Regions from separate parts of the Homo sapiens genome. Here region 1 is linked to region 2. A link is a loop called in an ENCODE intact Hi-C map of the cell type or tissue named here. Cell type or tissue: left lung. All regions are shown on one strand. Links, peaks and the distances in the headings refer to the core of each region. The heading gives the core; the rest is flanking DNA. Region 1 overlaps DMC1 (DNA meiotic recombinase 1). Region 2 holds the start of LOC105373030 (a long non-coding RNA gene).

The links. A loop is a pair of places that touch in the nucleus more often than their neighbours do. Peaks named below come from ENCODE experiments on the same cell type or tissue, not always from the same donor. Only the 100,000 strongest peaks of a DNase experiment are listed, where the experiment ranks them.
Region 1: a loop joins it to region 2, with 4 times the contacts of the local background. A loop is called at or near these places in 3 of 110 quality-filtered maps.

Annotation. Positions count from the first base shown.
Region 1 is chr22:38,553,827-38,556,736 of GRCh38, reverse strand. DMC1 (DNA meiotic recombinase 1) reads left to right here. Exons shown (of 14, transcript NM_007068.4): 6 at 1,328-1,380. Among named protein-coding and RNA genes, the nearest start is that of DMC1, 15 kb to the left of the region's middle. In left lung, for the core only: no CTCF peak of the experiment used is centred there; no DNase peak of the experiment used is centred there; H3K27me3 peaks cover 1,143 bases.
Region 2 is chr22:38,421,858-38,424,767 of GRCh38, reverse strand. It overlaps LOC105373030 (a long non-coding RNA gene), which reads left to right and starts at 550. Exons shown (of 5, transcript XR_938254.4): 1 at 550-926; 2 at 1,590-1,809. LOC101927183 (a long non-coding RNA gene) reads right to left here and starts at 490. Exons shown (of 3, transcript XR_938252.3): 1 at 345-490. In left lung, for the core only: no CTCF peak of the experiment used is centred there; a DNase peak (open chromatin) is centred at 1,577.

The DNA.
Region 1 (2,910 bases), core at 189-2,688, 130 kb before region 2:
ACATACAAGGTTTTTAAAGTGCCCCTACCAGGTCTTAGCACAATTAACACAATTAATATGTGTTGCATTTAATGAATGAATGAGATCATGACTTAAATTTAGGCCTTTTCTTATTCAGAGCTTTAAATGCACTACAACATTGGGCTACCAATTAAATGTATGCTGTCAGAATCTGACAGTTACTCTTCTAACTGCTAGCATTACCTACAACATCTTTGACATTTACTATTCTGACATGTCCTCCATAATATTTGGTTTATGTGAGATAACCTGACCATAATGACAATCACTGGATTTTCCTAATACCTGTTTTTCATATGTTTTTCAGTATATTAAAAACTGAAGCCGGGCATGATGGCTCATGTCTATAATCCCAGCACTTTGGAAGGCCAAGGTGGGCAGATCTCTTGAGCCTCAGGAGTTTGAGACCAGCCTGGGCAACATAGCAAGACCCCAGCCATACAAAAAATAAAAAATTAGCCCTGTGTCAGGTGACAGAACAAGATTCTGTCTCAAAAAAGAAAAAGAAAAAACATTGAAAATTCAATTGACTATAGAAACATAGTTCCAGCACAATATTAAATACCCAATTAATAACTAAGATGGGCTGGGCATGGTGGCTTATGCCTGTAATCCCAGCACTTTGGGAAGCCAAGGCAGGCGGATCACCTGAGGTCAGGAGTTCGAGACCAACCTGGCCAATATGGTGAAACCCCATTTCTACTAAAAATACAAAAATTAGCCTGGCGTGGTGGCAGGCACCTGTAATCCCAGCTACTCGTGAGGCTGAGGCAGGAGAATCTCTTGAACCTGGTAGGCGGAGGCTGCAGTGAGCCAAGATCACGCCACTGCATTCCAGCCTGGGCGACAGAGCAAGACTCCATCTCGAAAAAAAAAAAATAATAATAATAATAATTAAGACGATCTGTAACTCCAATTCAATTCTAAAGACTAGTAAGACATAAGGCCTTGCTAACCCATTTACTATTTTTTTAAGTTTTTTCTTAAAATAATTTATTATTATTATTTTTTAAGCCTACAGCATGCAGTATTCCCAGGTTCCATTTACTATTGAAGTAAGAACGATAGGGCTTATCATTTGTTTTGCTGATCCACTTGCCCATACACAATAGAACCTGTGATCTAGCAAGTGGCATGCTATTTGTTCAGCCAAGAATTGCTGTTCATGTTCTGTAGATAGATAGGTAGATGATAGAATAGATAGATAGATACATAGATAGGAAGGATACTAATGATATGAATACTTTCTCCTCTCTTAATATTTCTATTTCTATTCCTGTTACTAATGCTTTCTTTCTATTTCCAGTAAGTTACTAGGAGGTGGAATTGAAAGTATGGCAATTACAGAAGCTTTTGGAGGTAGGTAGAACCTTAATATTTTGTTAAATGAAATATTATACACACACACATACACATCTATGTGTATACATACACATATAATTAAATAAACAACCAATAATAAATTGTAAGTATTTTGGAACTTACAAAATCTCAATTATCATAACATGAGATCATTCTGTACTGCAACGAAAATATATATGAACATTAACAGATGGGTCTTATCAACACTTTTCATCTTTTATTTGTGATTCCTATAGAAGATAATAGATTTTTTTTTTTTTTTTTGAGACGGAGTCTCGCTGTGTCACCCAGGTCCAGGCTGGAGTGCAGTGGCGCAATCTCGGCTTCCTGCAAGCTCTGCCTCCCGGGTTCACGCCATTCTCCTGCCTCAGCCTCCCGAGTAGCTGGGACTACAGGCGCCTGCCACCACTCCCAGCTAATTTTTTTGTATTTTTAGTGGAGACGGGGTTTCACCATGTTAGCCAGGATGGTCTTGATCTCCTGACCTCGGCCTTCCAAAGTGCTGGGATTACAGGCGTGAGCCACTGCGCCCAGCTGATAATAGATTTTTTTTCACTTATTTGTTCAAAAGGTAATTGAATAATGAGGCTGATTTTATTTCTAGGCAATTAATGTTCCATGAACATAGAGACTAGATTCCCTCTTCCCTGATTATATCCTCTATTTTTTTTTTTAAATAATAGATAAAGGGTCTCGCTATGTTGCCCAAGATGGTCTCGAACTCCTGGACTCAAGCAATCCTCCCACTTTGACCTCCCAAAGTATTGGGATTACAGGCATGAGCCACTGCACCCGTCCTATCCTCTATTTTTAAAAAGCAATTCATGCATAGCTACACTGTGTATCACATCTGGGAATTCCAGTATTTGCTGTCCTTGGAGAACTAAATCTGTTTTTTTTTTTTTTTTTTCTGTTGACTTGGGCACTAAATCTGGTTTTCATTATTTCTGTTGACTCAGTCTTAGTGGCTTACCTTCTTCTGTATTTATTGGTGTTTCTGAGCTTATTGTTTGATTTTAATCTATGAAAGTTCAATGGACCTGGATTGGTAGGTAGGAAAGTTTTCCTCCAGAACGAATTTGCTTTTGCTGGTAGCTAGGGGATGGCACCAGTTTAAGACTACTTCAGCTCCCCTTTAAGGACCTCAGTTCAGTAGGGGAACCCCAGGCTTTCTTTCCTGTGGTGGGGTCTTTATTTTATTTTCATTTATTTATTTATTTATTTAGAGATGGAGTCTTGCTCTGTCTCCCAGGCTGCAGTGCAGTGGTGCCATCTCGGCTCACTGCAACCTCTGCCTCCTAGGTTCAAGCAATTCTGCCTCAGCTTCCTGTGTAGCTGGGATTACAGGCAACTGCCACCACGCCTGGCTGATTTTTTTTTTTTTTTTTTTTTTTTTTGGAGATGGAGTCTCGCTCTGTTGCCCAGGCTGGAGTGCAGTGGCCTGATCTTGGCTCACTGCAACTTCTGCCTCCCAGGTTCAAGCAATTCTGCCTCAGCCTCCCAAGTAGCTGGGACTATAGGTGCACG
Region 2 (2,910 bases), core at 98-2,597:
CCCTTGAACTTGGATAACATCATTTCCACTGCAGTCTATCGGCCAGAGTCCAGGTCACGAGGCCAGCCCAGATTCAAAGGGTGGGAAATTAGTTTCCACCTTTTGGGAAAGAGGCAAAGTCACATTGCCAAGGACATGCCGAGCAGGAGGGAGCTGTGGCCATAGTTGGTCATCTATCCCAGAGCCTTGGAGTTTGAGGGTTCCTCCCACCCGACTTCTACTCTACAGGCTGACTGTGTGCCCCAGGCTGAAAGGAAGCAGAAGGCACCCTTCTGGGTCCCAGGGATCTTCCACACAAAGGTGCCAGCTGCCTCTAGAAACAGGGAACCAGCAGGCAAGCTTACCTGCTGTGCAGCACAGCGAGCTGCCTTGTGAATGACCACGTCTCACCAGCCCCGGCAGCATAGCTGCCGTTTGGGTGGATCACTGTGCACCCCGTATGCTGCGCTGCTGCAGAAGGAAACTTGAGGCCTCTTTCCTGGAGACAGAGCCAAGCTCAGGATCCAAGCCTCCCAATAGATAACTCATAATGTCTCTCATTTGCATAACACCTTTCACGTCCTTGGGTTCATTGAACTCTTACGAAACTCCAAGAGGAAGCCAGGACAAGGATTATGGCCTCCTTTTACTGATGAGGAAATAAATAGAGGCCCAGAGAACCAGGGGGCTGGCTGGAAACAAAGTGAGGACAGTCAGAGGCCCGGGAGCCTGCTTCTCCTTCACTCCATCCTCTCCCAGGTGGGGGCTCAATGAGGGGGAGGGGCTGCTTCCTTTCCTCCTCTGTGCCCTCCCAGATTTCCCAGAGTGCACCTGTGGCCTTTGGCCCCCACCCCCACCGAAGAGCCTGTGGGGGCCGCTCAGCAAGAAGGAAATTCAGTGGCGCATCTGCCCACATTCTGGAAGGACCCCTGGTCCCCTTCTGTCAGGTGAGTACCCCAGGGTCTCAATCCTGACCCTGGAGGCTCATGAGAGATGTCCCTCTATCCAGCCCTGCAGGCCCTGGGTGGGTCTCGCCAGGTCTCCCCACTCCTCCCACCACATCCCCAGGATGCCACGGCTTCCTGGGCTACGAGCAGTAACTGAAGAGGATTCAGGCTCAGGTGCTCCCAGACTCAGAAGCCTCCACCTAGAGCACGTCTTAGGGGATGTCTACCCTCCTCTAAGATGTGCGAGAGGCCCGGATGCAGGGTGGGGAAGGGGTACATGTGGGGTTACCCCCAAGAGGGCCCATCATCCACCATCCAGAGCAACATGGGGCGTTCCAAGGTCCCCCCAGGCCCTTCACCAGCTTGCAGCTTGCTCATATGCTTGTGGTAGTTGCTCTTTTGGGAGAGGCCTGGTCTCTCTGGTCACATGCAAGGTGACCTGTGGCAGGGTCACACAGAAGAGGCAAGTGAAAGCCCAAAGCCAGGACTTCTGGAGTGCCAAAGGGCAGTGCCAGTGTGGGCACTGGGGGAGGGGGCCACGCGGTGCCGAGAGCCCGCAGCTGCAGGGAGGCTCCCAGGCCTGGCTGCGCTGCAAACTCCTGCTGGCTCAGCTCTGCTCGGGGCTGACTCACCTTCCCTCTCCCACCTGTTCCCCTTTCACAGCCCTCCCACCTGCCTCCCTCCTCGTGCCGCTCCTCTGATCCCTCACTCCACTCCGGCTCCTGCGGCGCTGACGGAGCGGGGTGGGGGGAGTTGCTGCGTCTGGGGGTGTAAGAACCTTAGATGTCACGGAGCTTGGAATTGTGCCAACGGGCAGGCTGAAGGGGCCTTAAAGTGCTGCCAAGCCCTCCTCATGCCACACCAGCTTCCCTGCAGAGCCAGGGTAAGGAGACCCCCTCTGCCCTGCCCTGCCCTCTCTTCCCCACTTCGGTCACAGCCTCTTGGGGAGCAGGAGTGGTGGGCAGGATGGAGAGAATGAAGAGGGTATCATGCATGTGGAAGAAAAGGAGGAAGACAGGGAGGGAGGAAGAGGAAGAAAGGGAGGAAGACAAGGAAGGAGGAAGAGGAAGAAAGGGAGGAAGACAGGGAGGGGGGAAGAGGGCGGATCTAATGGGAGCAAAAAACCCCGCCCTCATCTGGCCACACCTGCCTGCCTGCCTGGAATTCCACGGTTCAGGCCTAATCCTTGTAGATTCACCATGGCTTCCTTCCCACCAGCTTCTGGAAGATTTATCTTCCTTATGAACTCAAATAGCTCACAGAAGAATAGAAAAGAACTTAGGAGGCATCCGACTCAGCTATTTCACCTCATTGCGTTCACCCCTGTCTTTGTTAGAGCCCATGGCTGCGATCAGATGACTGCTTCCTGCGTCTAGCTTTTCTCATTGCAGTTTTTTCCAGGTATTGACTTTTCTGGGTATTGATGGATTCTACATCTTTTCAATTTTTTTTTTTTTTTTTTTGAGATGGAGTCTCGCTGTGTTGCCCAGGCTGGAGTGCAATGGCGCAATCTCGGCTCACCACAACCTCTGCCTTCTGGGTTCAAGAGATTCTCCTGGCCAGGCGTGGTGGCTCACACCTGTAATCCCAGCACTTTGGGAGGCCAAGGTGGGCAGATCACCTGAGGTTGGGAGTTCGAGACCAGCCTGACCAACATGGAGAAACCCTGTCTCTACTAAAAATACAAAATTAGCCAGGCATGGTGGCACATGCCTGTAATCCCAGCTACTTGGGAGGCTGAGGCAGGAGAATCGCTTGAACCCGGGGGGGCAGAGGTTGAAGTGAGCCGAGATCATGCCATTGTACTCCAGCCTGGGCAACAAGAGTGAAACACCATCTCAAAAAAAAAAAAAAAAAAAAAATAGATTCTCCTGCCTCAGCCTCCCGAGTAGTTGGGATTACAGGTGTGCACCACCATGCCTGGATAATTTTTTGTATTTTTAGTAGAGACGGGGTTATGTTGGCGAGGCCAGTCTGGAACTCC